Regions from separate parts of the Mus musculus genome. Here all the other regions are linked to region 3. A link is a loop called in an ENCODE intact Hi-C map of the cell type or tissue named here. Cell type or tissue: heart. All regions are shown on one strand. Region 1 has its middle 4.8 kb from the start of Asah2. Region 2 holds the start of Minpp1 (multiple inositol polyphosphate histidine phosphatase 1). Region 3 overlaps Asah2 (N-acylsphingosine amidohydrolase 2).

What was found. A loop is a pair of places that touch in the nucleus more often than their neighbours do. Peaks named below come from ENCODE experiments on the same cell type or tissue, not always from the same donor. Only the 100,000 strongest peaks of a DNase experiment are listed, where the experiment ranks them.
Region 1: it touches region 3 in a loop (2.3-fold over the local background); 6 of 42 quality-filtered maps call a loop at or near these places.
Region 2: a loop joins it to region 3, with 4 times the contacts of the local background. A loop is called at or near these places in 2 of 42 quality-filtered maps.

What each region holds. Positions count from the first base shown.
Region 1 is chr19:32,105,455-32,110,454 of GRCm38, reverse strand. No RefSeq gene overlaps it. Among named protein-coding and RNA genes, the nearest start is that of Asah2, 4.8 kb to the right of the region's middle. RefSeq lists an enhancer at 2,137-3,804. In heart, a CTCF peak has its summit at 2,221; a DNase peak (open chromatin) is centred at 2,364; H3K4me3 peaks cover 1,519 bases; H3K27ac peaks cover 1,760 bases.
Region 2 is chr19:32,483,703-32,488,702 of GRCm38, reverse strand. Minpp1 (multiple inositol polyphosphate histidine phosphatase 1) reads right to left here and starts at 2,934. Exons shown (of 5, transcript NM_010799.2): 1 at 2,144-2,934. The coding sequence starts at 2,762. In heart, a CTCF peak has its summit at 2,181; DNase peaks (open chromatin) are centred at 2,202 and 2,722; H3K4me3 peaks cover 3,299 bases; H3K27ac peaks cover 2,233 bases.
Region 3 is chr19:32,028,614-32,033,613 of GRCm38, reverse strand. All of the region lies in intron 10 of Asah2 (N-acylsphingosine amidohydrolase 2), which reads left to right. Among named protein-coding and RNA genes, the nearest start is that of Asah2, 72 kb to the left of the region's middle. In heart, a CTCF peak has its summit at 2,978 (motif pointing right); no DNase peak of the experiment used is centred here.

The DNA.
Region 1 (5,000 bases), 77 kb before region 3:
ACCCCTCTGCTCCTTAGGGAAAGGAAGGCTTAACATCATCTCTACTGTGGCATCTATGACCAACATTAATCAATAAGACCCAGTGTTTTCAGGAAAAAAATGTATATTCACAATTTAATGATAAAATATGCAAATAAGCTGTTTGAGAAATGTATGCATTTATATAACCCAAACATCTATCATGATATCAAATAATGCTATCTCATGAGAAAGTTTCCTTTACCTTTTCCAGTCAACCTTGACTAGCCATGAAGAGCTGAGGTAAAGTCCCACTATTTGTTTCTACTACCATGCTTGCTAGTTTTTATGTCACCTTCAGGCAAGGAGACTCATCTGAGAAGAGGGGACCTTAGTTAGGAAAATATTTCCACACGATCAGGCTGTATGTAATTCTGTAGGACATGCTCTTAATCAGTGGCTGATAAGGGAAGGCCCAGCCTGTTGCAGGTGAGCTGGCCTGGGTTCCATGCCAAAGCAGGCTGAGCAAGCCAGAAGGTGCAAGCCAGTAAGCAGCACCAAGGCCTCTGCATCAGTTCCTGCCTCCAGGTTTCCACCCAGAATGAGTTCCTGCTGGGGTCCAAAGAACTGGGACAAATAGCTAAGTCTGGTGCCTATTAGCATATCAAAGCCCATGCTGGCCTCCTAACTCTCAGCATCATAAATGCCAGTTATTCTGGCATCTTGGGGTTCTCACCCCATGGGCTACCCTACACTTCCCCAGCTCGCAGGGTTCCCTTTCCTCAGATTCTCCTTCCTCTGCCATCTCCGCCATGGGTTCTCTTGGCTCCCTCTCTCTTTTGTCTTCCTCTCTTGGTCCCCCTCTCCCCACGCCCTCTCATGGTCTGGATCAGTCTCCTGGCCATGTTTGGTCTACTACTTTCTCTCCCTGCTCTGGACTCTTCCTCTGGTGCATATTTGATTGTAGATATGAGGGATTCTTTATGTTGTATTGAAGATATGAGAAAGACTTCACTCTCCCTCTTATCTACAATGAAAATCTTACCCTCACCATCCCTTGAGGGATCATGTCCTATTTGATACATTGTCAGTGGATTGTAATCCAGGGTATGTAAACTGAATAGACCCCTTACTCCCCAAGTTGTTTCTGGTCATGGTGCTTTAGTACAGCAATGATAGCCACATATTTATTTTCCTTCTTTTTTACTGTGGTAGGATTAGGCAAATGCTCTACCACTGAGATATGTATCTACCCCTCCACGACTTTCCCATAATACCATGTATTCAATAAGTATTCTCGACATCTGGTTTATTTTACTCTGCTTATATTTATATATTCATCTATGGTAAGTGTCATACACACACACACACACACACACACACACACACACACACACACAGGACTGTTTGAGTTCGTACTGGTTGGACCAGTACACCGCTATCAACAATCTCCTAGGTCAGTGGTTCTCAACTTGTGGGTTGCAATTCCTTTGAAGGTGTCGCCCGAAATTTTCTCAGGGATGGCCTAGGACAGTTGGAAAGCACAGGTATTTATGTTACCATTCACAGCAGTAGCAAAATTACAGTTACAGTTATGAAGTAGCAGCAAAAATAATTTTATGGGAGAGGGTCACTACAACACGAGGAACTATATGCATTAAGGGGTCACAAATGATTTTTTAGATCTCCAGGGGCTCATTCCATAATTCCCTGTCCTTGAGGAAATATGAAATTATGTATTTTATATAGATTATAACTCATATTTTATAGATTTAACTTATATATAGTTCATATTTTAACATATCTAATTTTCACCTAATGTACATCATTTTCATTTAAAATATATCATTAATATTTATTCAGTGTACATGATTTTTATTCATTGTATATAATGTATGCAGTTATAATGTATATAAATCACATTCAGTGTATATAATTTATATTTACCGTATATAATCTGTATTTATTTTGTATAACTTCTATTCAACGTATAATTTATTTTTAATGTGAATAATTTATATACACACATGCATGTGTGAATATGGATGTAGTAAATATGTATATAGTTACTAAGGACACAAATAAAACATAAACTTTATAGACTAGACATGTTTCAATGTACATAATCCCTGACTTGCTTGTATGATATATGTTAGTTTCCATAATGTAAATTTGAGGCCCTCTCCGTGGAAATCAGGACTCCTTACTGCTTGTCAGTGCCTGAGCTGTGAGCCTGGAGCTGGTGGCCTGCTGCCTCTGGAGGAGGAGGGAGCTGCAGGAAAAGGGAGGGGCGAGAGCGCTCCAGGAGGCCGCTCGCTCGCTCGGGCTGCGGGGTCCTGTGCTCTCTCCTGCGCCACTTCTCTCTCCCGGCTCAATCGCGGAGCCTTTTCTCTCCCCCGTCTCGCCGCTGCCGCCATCTCCACCCCTGCCTGCCCCAGGGGTCTGTGGACGCCCGGGCAGAGAGCAAGCACCGAGCTGGGCCTGCTGGAGACGGGAGACCAGCGGCCCGCCCGCCCGCCCGCTGCGAGCCTCCTGAGCCACTCCGGAACAGCTTACTTTCTGTTTCCATCTCTTTCGGACCGGGTTGGCCTCTCCAAAAGCCACTTCTCCTAACTCTTATCAAGGTTCAAAGGCTAAAGGTATCTACAGGCACTTTACCTGGTCCATGCACATGGTAATAACTTGAAGTCTTTCCCCAACCTTCTTCCAGGTTGCTAACTTTATTGTACCTTCCTCAGGAAACCAAGGACAACCGTTCACTACAAGATCTAAAACAATTATGTGATTGCTGTTGCTCCACTTTAACCAAGCATATGGCATAGCATGTTTACTTCAAGAAGCGTACGGCCGTTTCCATTTCCCACTTTTTCCCCTGGACTTTTACTTTTTACGATCTCCTCAGTTTTTTCCAATTATCTGTATTCTCCCATGTCTGTACCTCGGAGGAAATTCTCAACATACCTTTACCTTTTCGGAGTGCTCCGGATTTCCCCCACTTAATCCCCTATACTCTCAGAGCTGACCTCTGTTTGAGACACCACACTGCACTGGTCCTGACGTTGCAAAGTCCTCTGATGGGGAAGGGGGGAAAGATAGAAAGATAGGAAGAAGAAAGAGACGGGTACGGGAGAACACTGGTAAATACCAGTCAGTAGCAAATGTATTTCTCATAGCCTTTTTATACTACAGGGCCATGGGAGGCAAAGACACAAGATAACAGAAACAATTTTGCTAAAATGTACACAAGACATTTGGTTCCATCTCCAAACCTTTCTGTTCTTCCACCAAGGTCAATAGAATCTTCAGTCCCTAGCCTTGAGCCTGGGTTGTAGGCCCAGAGCTGCCTTGACTCTACCTGGCAGGAGATCTCTCTCTCTCTCTCTCTCTCTCTCTCTCTCTCTCAGGAGTTGCAAATGGGTCTCTGAGGAAATAGCTGTGGGTGTATATATGAAGGCTTTCCCAGAGAAGACCTCTTAGGGCTGACTGTGAGCAGCGCTAGCCCATGACATGGGAACCCTGACACAATGGAAAGTGAGGAAGGTATCTCAATGTCCATATTTCCTTTCTTTTTGCTTCCTGATTGCCCTGGAAGTGAGTAATGCTTCCCTTCCACACTCCCCATGCCATGACATCCTGTATAAAGGCGTAGGGCCAAAGGATCATGGAATGAATATTCTTCTTCTCTGAAGTTCTTTCTGCCAGCTCTTGGATCACAGTTACATTTAAGTGTGTGTGTGTGTACAATTCACTCTTTCTGTTAGGGAGTAGTAACAAATTGAACAAGCATGCCACAGCTCAACTCTTGGTGAGTATTGGTATGAATAAAGCAGCCAAGAATATCCCTGCATAAGCATACAGTGCCCAGGCTGGGATGCATGTGTGTGTGTTTTCCTGTGGATAAATATGGAGGTGTGAATTGATGGGCTGTGGTGGTAGACTTATATTTAATTTTTTTCCTTTTTTATTAGATATTTTCTTTATTTACATTTCAAATGTTATCCCCTTTCCTAGTTTCCCCTCTGAAAATCCCCTATCCTCTCCCCCTCCCCCCACTACCCAACTCCTGCTTCCTGACCCAGGTGTTTCTCTATACTGGGGCATAGAACCTTCACAGGACCAAGGGCCTCTCCTCCCATTGATGACCAACTAGGCCATCCTCTGCTACATAGAAAATATCTAATAAAAAGAGCCATGAGTCCCACCATGTGTTTTCTTTGATTGGTGGTTTAGTCCCAGGGAGCTCTGGGGTTACTGGTTCGTTCATATTGTTGTTCCTCTTATGGGGCTGCAAACCCCTTTAGCTCCTTGGGTCCTTTCTCGAGCTCCTTCATTGGGAACCCTATGCTCCGTCTAACGGATGGCTGTGAGCATCCACTTCTGTATTTGCCAGGCACTGGCAGAGCCTCTTAGAAGATAGCTATATCAGGCTCGTGTCAGCAAGCTCTTGTTGACATCTGCAATAGTGTCTGGGTTTGGTGGCTGTTTATGGGATGGATCCCCAGGTGGGGCAGTCTCTGGATGGTCATTCCTTCAGTCTCTGCTCCAAACTTTGTCTCTGTAACTCCTTCCATGGGTATTTTGTTACTCCTTCTGAGAAGGATCGAAGTACCCACACTTTGGTCTTCCTTCTTCTTGAGTTTCATGTGTTTTGGAAATTGTATCTTGGGTATTCTGAGCTTCTGGGCTAATATCCTCTTATCAGTGAATACATATCATTTGTGTTCTTTTGTGATTGGGTTACCTTACTTAGGATATCCTCCAGATCCATCCATTTGTCTAAGAATTTCATGAATTCATTGTTTTTAATAGCTGAGTAAATTTTCTGTATCCATTCCTCTGTTGAGGGACATCTGGGTTCTTTCCAGCTTCTGGCTATTATAAATAAGGCTGCTATGAACATAGTGGAGCATGTGTCCTTATTACAAGTTGGAGCATCTTCTGCGTATATGCCCAGGAGTGGTATTGCTGAATCTTTCAGTAGAGCTATGTCCAACTTTCTGAGCTTATATTTAATTTTACAAGAAATTCCTAGAGCAACTTCT
Region 2 (5,000 bases), 460 kb before region 3:
TCTGTGACTGAAACAATGAGGGACAGCTTTACCCTGAGCTGTTCTGATCTCTGGCAATACAATCTGAGACAGAAATTCATTTAGCCTACGAGGTCCAATATATTTTTACACAGTGTACATTGTGCTTTTAGTGTCTGGCAAACACAGAAGTGGATGCTCACAGTCACCTATTGGATGGAACACAGGGCCCCCGATGGAGCAGCTCGAGAAAGTACCCAAGGAGCTGAAGGGGTCTGCAACCCTATAGGTGGAACAACAATATGAACTAACCAGTACCCCCAGAGTTCATGTCTCTAGCTGCATATGTAGCAGAGGATGGCCTAGTTGGCCATCATTGGGAAGAGAGGCCCATTGGTCTTGCAAACTTTATATGCCCCAGTACAGGGGAACACCAGGACAAAGAAGAGGGAGTGAGTGGGTAGGGGAGCAGGGCGGGGGGAGGGTATAAGGGACTTTCCGGATAGTATATGAAATGTAAATGAAGAAAATATCTAATAAAAAATTGGAAAAAAAGAGATTTATTGGTGTTCATTTAGTGTGCAACTAGCATGACTCAGTTCTCCCTTTCACAACATGCACCCAGGGACCCGACACAGGGCGTCAGGCGTGGCTGCAAGCCCCTGAACCTGCTGAGCCATCTCAGCAGCCCTGTTGTGCTACTTTAAATGTTCTAGTTTTGACACTCAAGTTCATTTGAATGGATTTAGGAAGATGTTCACTCAATCTAATGAGAAAAAAAAAGTAGCCATAATTAAAAAGCATACTCAACAAATAAGCATACATACATACATACATCAGCCAGTTGAGTTATTCAAATTAGTAACACAACACACAACCATGTGGAAATCTCTAAGAGGTTTTTAAGTATTAGGGGAGAAATGGGAAACTGAATTTTTCTGTTGTTTGAGTCTTTGTCGGCTAATGTCCTTGCTTCAGTTCTCTGAGGCTCAAACTGATAAGCAGTTGCTAACACTTATCCACTCCTAACCCCCACGCTATTTTCTTCAAGTTATCTTACAGGGAAGCCGTATGCATAGCGTTGAGAGCAAGCTCTATATAAGATTCCCTAGGTCCTTGTCTAACTGTATGAAAATCTGCAAATTATTTGGTACCTTTTGCTTCATTTCTTGTGCGTGAGATTGGCAGGGGACACACTTAGCAACTTCATAAAGCAGTGTTAAGTGCCCAGTGTACAGGATGCTCGGCACACAGAAAGCGTTACCGTTTGCCGCAACAGCTAAAACATTTTCCGAAGGAAAACTCACCACTCTAGAAAAGCCACAAATCTGGATACTGGGCCTGACTAGTTCACCACTATATAAGGGTGATGAAGGGGACACACTCTTGGCTTCTTCACCTGTGAAATGAGGATTCCACTACTTGTGCCCCGAAATCCCGAAGCCGTATAATAATGGAATAAGTAGGTGAGGTAATATACATGTGACTACGGACCACAGCTACAACAAGGGAAACTACAGCAAACACAAGAACGAAACAGGGTACCCTAACCCTAAGTAAGGCTTAAAGAGGCTTTGAGGAGCAGCTTCCTAAAAAATCCTTGTAAATGTCGAAACACAGGAAAAGATGTTGTTAACAACAACAACAACAAAAAAGCCAAAAGTCCTGTGATCCCAGCCCTCAGGAGGCAGAGGCAGGTGGATCTCTGTGAAGCCAGCATAGCCTACAAAGCGAGTCCAGGACAACCAGGGCTGAGAAACCCTGTGTCAAAAAAACAAAACAACAAAACTCCCAATTCTCACAAGCAGTTTGGGAGGAAGAAAGTTCTATATTATTAAGTGCGCCCAGGTGTTAAACTACTTGCCAGGAAGGGAAAAGAAGCTAGGTTGGCACTCGGGGGGATAACGCGATTTGGGAATGTGGAATGTAAAACGAGAAGCGATACTTTCTTTCCCCTCCTTCTAGCTGGGTCTCCAGCGTCCCCTACTGCACTCTTGCGCAGAAAATGCTAGGAATTCACACCTGATGAGTGAATGGACAAGCGTATTACTAAAACAACAGAGACAACCAAGTCCACATCCTGGGTCCCGAGAACGCAAGCGGGAAAGGGAGGTGACAAAAAGGGACACGAGGGGAGGCTGGATGAGGGAGTCCGCAGTCTAGGGAAGGCGGAGCGCGCTGTCACCTGAGACGTCGGGAGGTGGCAGTCCTGGGTGGTAATGCTGCCACAACCCCTGGAGGAAGGCGGCGCTGCTGTCCACACAGCGGTGCTTGGAGCTGGTGATCAGCCGCAGGCGGTCGTAGTTCTCCCGGCTGAAGAGGTCTGGGAAGAGGGCAGCCAGACGCAGGGCCAGCTGTCGCATGTCCTGCCGCCCCTTCTCCACCAGCTGCCCGTCCATCCAGTCACCGTACCACAGCGGCCACTCGGCCAGCGCGGCGGCCACTTGGCTCCCGCCATCCCGGGACTCGCGGGTCTGCAGCAGCCCCTGCAGCTGCTTCAGCTTGCGGATCTGCTTGGTCGTAGGGTAGCGGGTGCCGTGACGGATGAGGGCGACCAGCTGCACCGGGGTGCAGGTCCCCGCCAGCAGCTCCGGGTCCCGCCGCGGCGCCACCGGATCGACCAGCAGCCAGGGGTTGGCATCTTCGTAGCGTGTCTTCGTGCCGAAGTAGGGGCTGAGCACCGAAGCCACCGGGTCGCCGCGCCCCGGGAGAGAGCAGCGCGCGAACGACGAGAGCAGCGCCGCAGCCAGGACCGCGGCGGGCGCTACCGAGGCCGGGAGGTGGCTGCGCGCGCCGCGAAGCATCGTGCCCGGGGGCCCCGCGGAGGGCGGCGCGCCGCTTGCCGACCCCCACTTCCGGATCCGCCGGCGGGGGCGGGAGCAGAGCGCACTTCCGGCCCGGGAACCTCAGAAGGCAAGCGTGGTCTCCGGTGCTGTCACCGAGCGAGTGTGGCCGATCGTCTCGGAGCTTCGGTGTGGACAAGTGGAGAGGCGGAAACCTCCGACGAGCGTGTGACACCGGGCGCAGGTGGAGCCGGCGTCAGTTGACCCGGAGCGTGGGCGACTGTCCGGCAGCTTGGCGCCTCAGGAACCGATTCAAAGATTCCTGAGCTGTTTAGGTTTTTCGGTGTGGTAAAAGAGCACACATGAATCCTTTCCTTTTTCTAGTAGGTAGCCCGGCTTCTACCAAAAGAGAAGCTATAGGAGATGGCTTTTGTCCCTTACGGTGTGTTTTCAACATGTGGCCCCTGAACGATCAGTCTCAAGATCCCTCGAGAAAGAACGTCTGTGGCCTTTGCTTACAAGATACCTCCTGAAGCACACGCCCTCCCCCGACCCTCTTGTTAAGAGTTTGAAAATAAGCAGGACACCTCAGAGCCATGAATTTAGAAAGGGGCTTATTCCTTCAGAAATTTAAGCCCTGGGCTTCAATTTAAGTATGATTTTAATGTAGGCTAGAGCTGACACACCACCTCAAGATTGTAAGCTTGTTTATGCCAAAGGCCATTGAGAGAATAGAAACAGCCGTCCTTATAATTTGAGCACACTGAATCATGGCCTCACAGATGCACTCCATTATTAAATATGACCTCATCACTGTATGGAGGAAACACCCATATTCTCCCATGTAGTTAGATATGCAAATCAGTTGAGATTTTAAAATGTGCATGTGTGAACTAGCATGACTATATGTACAACATTTGTGAGCCCACGAAGGCTAGAATAAAGCGTTGGAGTCCCTAGAACGGGAGTTTCAGGCTGTTGTGAGCTGTCATGTGTACTGTAAACTAAACTGGGGTCTTTTTCAAAACCATTAAGCACTCAGTCACTGAGTCAACCCCAACAGTTGAGTGTCTGTCAGGCCACATAGCTCCGAATCTTGGACTCAAAAATCTTGAATCTAAATACCTTGTTTGTTTGTTTTTTTCCTACCCAAACCTCAGTATGTATGACAATTAAGGAAGATTATTAAATGATAAAATGATCCAAACCCAAGGAGATTTTAACCACATTGGCCACATTGGATCTTTCTCATAAGGACAGTTACCATCTGTACTTAATGGTACAGAAAATTGTACTGTTAAGCACTGACCAAGAAGAAAATGTTATAAAAATCCAGAGTAAATTCCAACTTGAATGCTGAAATTTTAAGGCTCAGGAGTGGGGGAATTCTAACAGAACTGTGCTTTTTTTTTTTTTTTTGATATGTCATTTTGTAGTGTTTAAATGACTAAAAATTCGTGACCAGTCTTACTTTTCACAGGAGGTTACTTAAATTAGTATTCATTGAATTTTAAGCCTTACACCTTATAGACTAAGGTGCTTGCGTTGTTATTTGTTTTCAGTATAAGACATTTTTTTCAATTGTACTTTGATAGTTTACAAAGCAGTAGGTTTCCTTGTGCCCTTTTCATACATGCTTAGTTTTTGCTGAACCTCCTCCAGCCCTGACCTCTCCTCCATGGCCCAGCTTGGATCCCCTACTTAAGCCCTTTCCCAGTGTCCCTCATTCCTTATCAAATGTGTTCTAGAACCATGCCCACTCCTCACCCTTACAAAGTTTCCTTTGTTCTTCCTGGGCCCCTTTTTAGTTTCCTAGTGTCAACAAGCACTCACATATATACACTAAAATCCAAACATGAGAGAGAATGTGTTTGCTTTTTTAAGCCTAAATGTCTTCCAGTTCTATCAGTTTTTGGGAAAATTTCATTTTTCTATATGGGTGAGTAAAATCCCAGTGTATATAAGTACTGTTGTTATTTATCTGTTGATGGAAATATAGACTGATTTCATTTCCTTGTAATTGTGACTAGAGCTACTATAAGTATGGCAGAGCAAGCATCTCCATAGTAGGGTGTGGACGCCTTTAGGTGAATACCTGAGTGTATACCTGGGATACACAGTAGTTCTGTTTTGCAGCTACACTATAATGGCTACATCAGTTTACACTTCAACCCACCCTGACACGGATTCCTTTTTTGCTTCACCCTAGCCATCATGTGGTGTCATTTGTTTTCTTGATGCTAGTCATACTTTGATGGA
Region 3 (5,000 bases):
GTGGCTGGTTGTCTGGAGCTGAAGATGGCGCCGCCCAGAAGCTCTGCGACTCTCGCCCGTCCCAGAAACGGCTGGCACTCTGTATTCCACACGGTCACCCGTGCAGCCTGCCCTCCGCGGAGTCCCGGAGCCAAGAAGGCTCCCGCCGGCGCCTGTGCCACAAACCTCTCAGGCCGGGCAGACCCCCGTGCTCTCACCAGGAAGGTGGCCGGCTGTCTGGAGCTCGGCATCTTTTCAAGAAACCATTTTTAAAGTATTGAAACAGGGTCCCATGTGTAGCCCAGTCCTCAAAGGTATGATCTTCTTGGCTCAGACTTCCCGGTGCTACTATTGCAGGCAACCACCATGCTAACCCATCTTCATTTTTTTTCTCCCATGTTACCCCATCTTAATCGTCTCCACCAGCGCTAGCCCTGCTTTGGGAAGCTCTGATCTCTGTCCTTGTGGGTCTTTCCTGTCCTACTCTTTTCTGAGTAGCTCTGAAAGCCAGCACTGGCTCTCTGCCCTGTTCTTCCTTCTGTGCCTTGCTCTTCTCCAGTGAAGTCAAGGTGACTGCGTGCCTGCTGCTAGGTCTGCTACCTCTTGGAATGGGAGGGTGCTTGGTAAGGACTTTCAGATGCCAGAGTAATGACCCTTGACTGATAACAGAATGCGTCCCAGCTCCAGAAATCAAAACCATAAAAACCAGATGACAAGAGACCTTGAACTTATCTAATCATTGATTTCTGGGAAAGTTCCTAACCAGAAGAAATCTGTGGGGGGGGGGTTGTTTTGTTTTCCTCCACACAAATTTCATTTTTTTTTTTTCAGTATGGAAAGAAAATGTTTTCACCATAAGGAACATGAAGAATTTAGAAAAGCAGGCAGGAAATGGTTTTTTTTTAAATCACATAATTATCTTACCATAAGCCCAATGTGGTAAGAGTTAATCTTCCTATACAAAAACAATTGTAAAAAAAAATAAAATAAGTGTGAACAAAAAGACATATGGTAAGGGTGGGTGCTTACCTGATTTCACTCAGCAAGCACTAAAACTTTCAAATTCCATGAAAAATATAGATACTGCTCATTCTCACACTGCGATGGTTGAACAGAGTTTGGTGCTCACTAAATCTTGTGGCAACCCTCTTCATATCTTATATATATTTTTGCCTCAAAATCTGTGCAGTTTTATTAAATATAATTAATTAAGCGGGGCAGACATTTCAATGTGGTTTTGAAAAATCATTTTTTCAACCTTCCTTTTTCCCTTTGCGTGAGGCACTGCTGCTTCTAACTGTTGTCCGTCTTTGCTGTAAACTTGAGCACTCCAGCATCCCACGGGTGTGGTCAGTCTCATCCCAGGAAGTGATCATTCTGTAGCCTGACTTTCATGTGCCTCCTATTGTGTGTGATATGTTTCTTGTCCACAGTGCTTTACTCCTGTCTCATCGCACTCTTTTGAACTGGGGAAGATTTAAAAGCTGCCTTTACATGGCAGATTGTAGTTCTCAGTGATCCACTCAGGGTAACTGTATCTCTTGTCTCATAAGACTTTGCCACCCCAGCCTTAATAACCAGGACATATTTCTCTTGCTTTGGTCCTATGATTTTTAGCAGTGACATTGTCCTAGTGGTGGCCACAGTTTCTTGTTATTTAAAAGACTTTCATGCACACATAGTTTTCAAATTCTGAGCCCTAAAGGAAATAATTTAAATAAAAAGTCATCTGTTAATCTTGAGGATTAGAGACAGCTTTTGTGAACATTTTGTGGCATAGTCATTTAAACTTTTGCTAATTTGTTAATTTATAAGGTAGGATTTTATTATATATAAAGTTTTACTTATTTTTATTAAGCAATAACTTATGGATATGTTTTAATATTAGTGTTTTATATTACCAGTTAAATTTTTTCATAGTATTCATATATATATACATATACATATGTATATGTATATATATAATGTTCATAAGAGAATACATTCCATTATATTTTGTAATTGAAATGTAAGCATCGCATTATGTGGGAATGTATGTGTCTAGTCATTGTGATAACAACTCTTCAGCTAATCTGCATTTGCCAAAGATTTCCTTCAGCTCTTTCCTTGAAGTTGGAACCTGAGGGCAGACTTGAAGTTGGACTTCCAAGGGGATACTTAACTTTCGAGCTCTAACTATCCAGTGCTGCCGAGCAGTCTGCATGCGTCCCCCTCCTTGTGTTCCCGATGTAAATGTACATCAGAGCATAGCCTGATTCTTGCTAGGCCAGTGACATCATTCATCACAATTCCTAACAAGAAATAGACTCAGCAAAGTCAAAACTCTGTTGTTTTCCTCCAGCTTTCTTCATTTCCTAGCTGGGCTGAATTTCCACAGAACACCATTGCTGACAGCTTCCTAGTTTTCCTTTGTGGATTTCTTGGTCATATCATAAGGATAGAATCCACCAGCGAAGCGTCTCCCTAACATCATCATTGCAAAGGCATTTCTTGGGCAGGATTTTTTGAGGATGAAGAAAAGGGCTAGTGAAGAGTGTCTGTCTCTCCTCAGATGTGGGGATGTGAAACTACTCGGAAGATGCTGTCATCAGTAAACCCAGAAAGCCTCCTTTGACCACAGCTCATTGTCTTTCCCTTATCTGAGTATTATAGAAAGAGTTCGGTTCCATTTGAGTCCAATTATGGTCCAAATAATGCTTCCGGTATCCTTCACTGAGCCATCTTTTCTTCTCTTTCCCCCAAATTTTCCAGTGGGGTGAGGTAAGAATTGTAAGGGAGGTGACACAGGTGTCTTCGTTAAAATAACTCATGTCAAATACCACAACAGGCAGGGCATGAAACTCCAGTAGCTTAACACAGTGATGGTTTATGGAAATCTAGTGATTATTGATTGGTCCTTCTGCAAGCTTATCATTAGTCAAAAAGGTTCACATGCCCCACCCTTCAAGTTAGCTTGGGAAATGAACGTGCTTATGGGTATTTAATGAGCATCCAATCTCTGCCACTAGAGGGCAGAGTTTCCTCATGTAATCATTTTAACATACATGGGTGGCATGTGTAATTCACTCACTGCTTATTTTAACATTGCATTAATACTATCAGTCCTACAAATATCTATGCTCATGGATTTTTGTGTTTTCTTCATGATCATCATTACCAGACTATCAGTAATAGTACCCTCAGAGGTAGATATTATCTCAAGCACTTATGATTTCTGTTACAGACATTAAAAGCTCTGGTTCAAATTAGTGAATGCTGCTTGACCCTCACTCTGGAGTTGGTATCTTAGCCACTATAATATATACTCTGTGTATTACTTTCTCTTGGAGGCTAATCATGGATAGAGGGACTTTTATCTTGTTCTCTAATACATCAGGAGATCAGAAATCCAAAACCAAGGCATTGATGGGGTTAGTTCCTTCCTTTGAGGGAGAATCTGTGCCCGGCTGTTCTTAGCTTTTACTGGTGGCCGTCAATCCTTGGCTTTCTCGCCTGTGGACACAGCACTCCAGGGTGTCCTTCATCCTCATGTCATGTTTCCTTTAGGCTCTGGGCATTGCTTCATATTGTTTGTTTGTTCTGTTTTTTTCTATTGTTTAAGTATGTCAGCCATCAGATTTAGGGCCCGTGCTAAGCAGGTGTGGTCTTATTGAAGCTTTACTTTGATTATAAACTCAGGATAACTTTTTGTATTGTTCAAAGAGTTCCCATGAAACTTCATGAACTCAACTTTTGAATGTCATTTCCTTGTCTGTGAACATTTAGTCTGGATTGGCCTACAGCTAGTACAGAGGCTCTTGCAAGATGTCTTACCAATCCATTCCTTCTTTTTGCCTTTTCTGGACTGACTGAGGTTTCCGACTCAGTGAACTAAGAGAGACTGGAGTTATGTTCCCAGGGGCCCCCTGTCTGTACCTGCTACACAGGGTACAGTTTATATAAAGTTTATTCCCTAGGCCCAGAGCTGTGAATGGAACTTTTGCTAGGCTTGTTATTGTTTTAGAATATTTAAGAGCTTTCCAGAGTAGAAACACATTTCATATTCAGTCCTTAACTCCAGGGTCTTCCTCCTCCAATGTCTTATTTGTTCAGGAGAAAAACTTATTTATGCTGTCTTATTATGATGCTTCTTTATTTATAAATCCAGCTGAAGTTTATCGCTTTTCCGTCTCTGGGATTTTGTAGTGAGCTTTGTAGCGAAGAGGTTTGTAGTGGAAGTGCTCCCTGGGATTTGCTCTCTGGGAAGGCTCTTGATTGCATTACAGTGACTTGAATAGCGTTCCCTGTCCTTTCTGACAGTTGGGTATGATGTCACCCTCATTTTTAAAGCATTTCCCACCAGGAACATTTTCATCCTTGTATGTCTCATTTGAACGCCTTCTGAGAAACTAAGTTTTTCCTCCTCTCATTGGAACTTTGCTTTAAAGAATATTCTTTCTAACAGATAAAATGAATTGTAGCCATATGGCCATTCAAAGCTAATGTGACTGTCTCTGTATGTGTTTATCAATATTCACTACTACCGTAGTGCTTTAGATGTTGTGACACACCAGCATTTTAATAGCATACGTTTCAAAGGGGAGAGAAGAAAAATAATATATCTTCTTTTTCTACAATTCAGATGACAGTTTGAATACTTATTGCAAGTGAGCAGATCTTCTAACCCCGAAAGTAGATGAAATAAATAAATTAAATCTGTATTCTAATCAAGAGAAATTCTTAGCAGTTGATTTCTCCACAGGCATTAGTGTGGGTAATTGTGACTTCCTTGATGCAGAAAACACAACAAGGTGTGCATTCCTTGAGAATTAACACAGTGACAGTTATCCTTTGGGCTTCAGTGGCTTGACATTTGGGTGGTCTGCCTTGTCCAGTGGCTACTCCCCTTTGTCCAGCCTCTTCTGCTTTGCCCCCTGCTCACCTGCCCATTCTCTGGACACATCTCTTCACATCTGTAGCCTTTGCATGAACCATTTCATTTCCTTCGAGAGTCCATTACCACATGTTCTGAAGCATTTCTC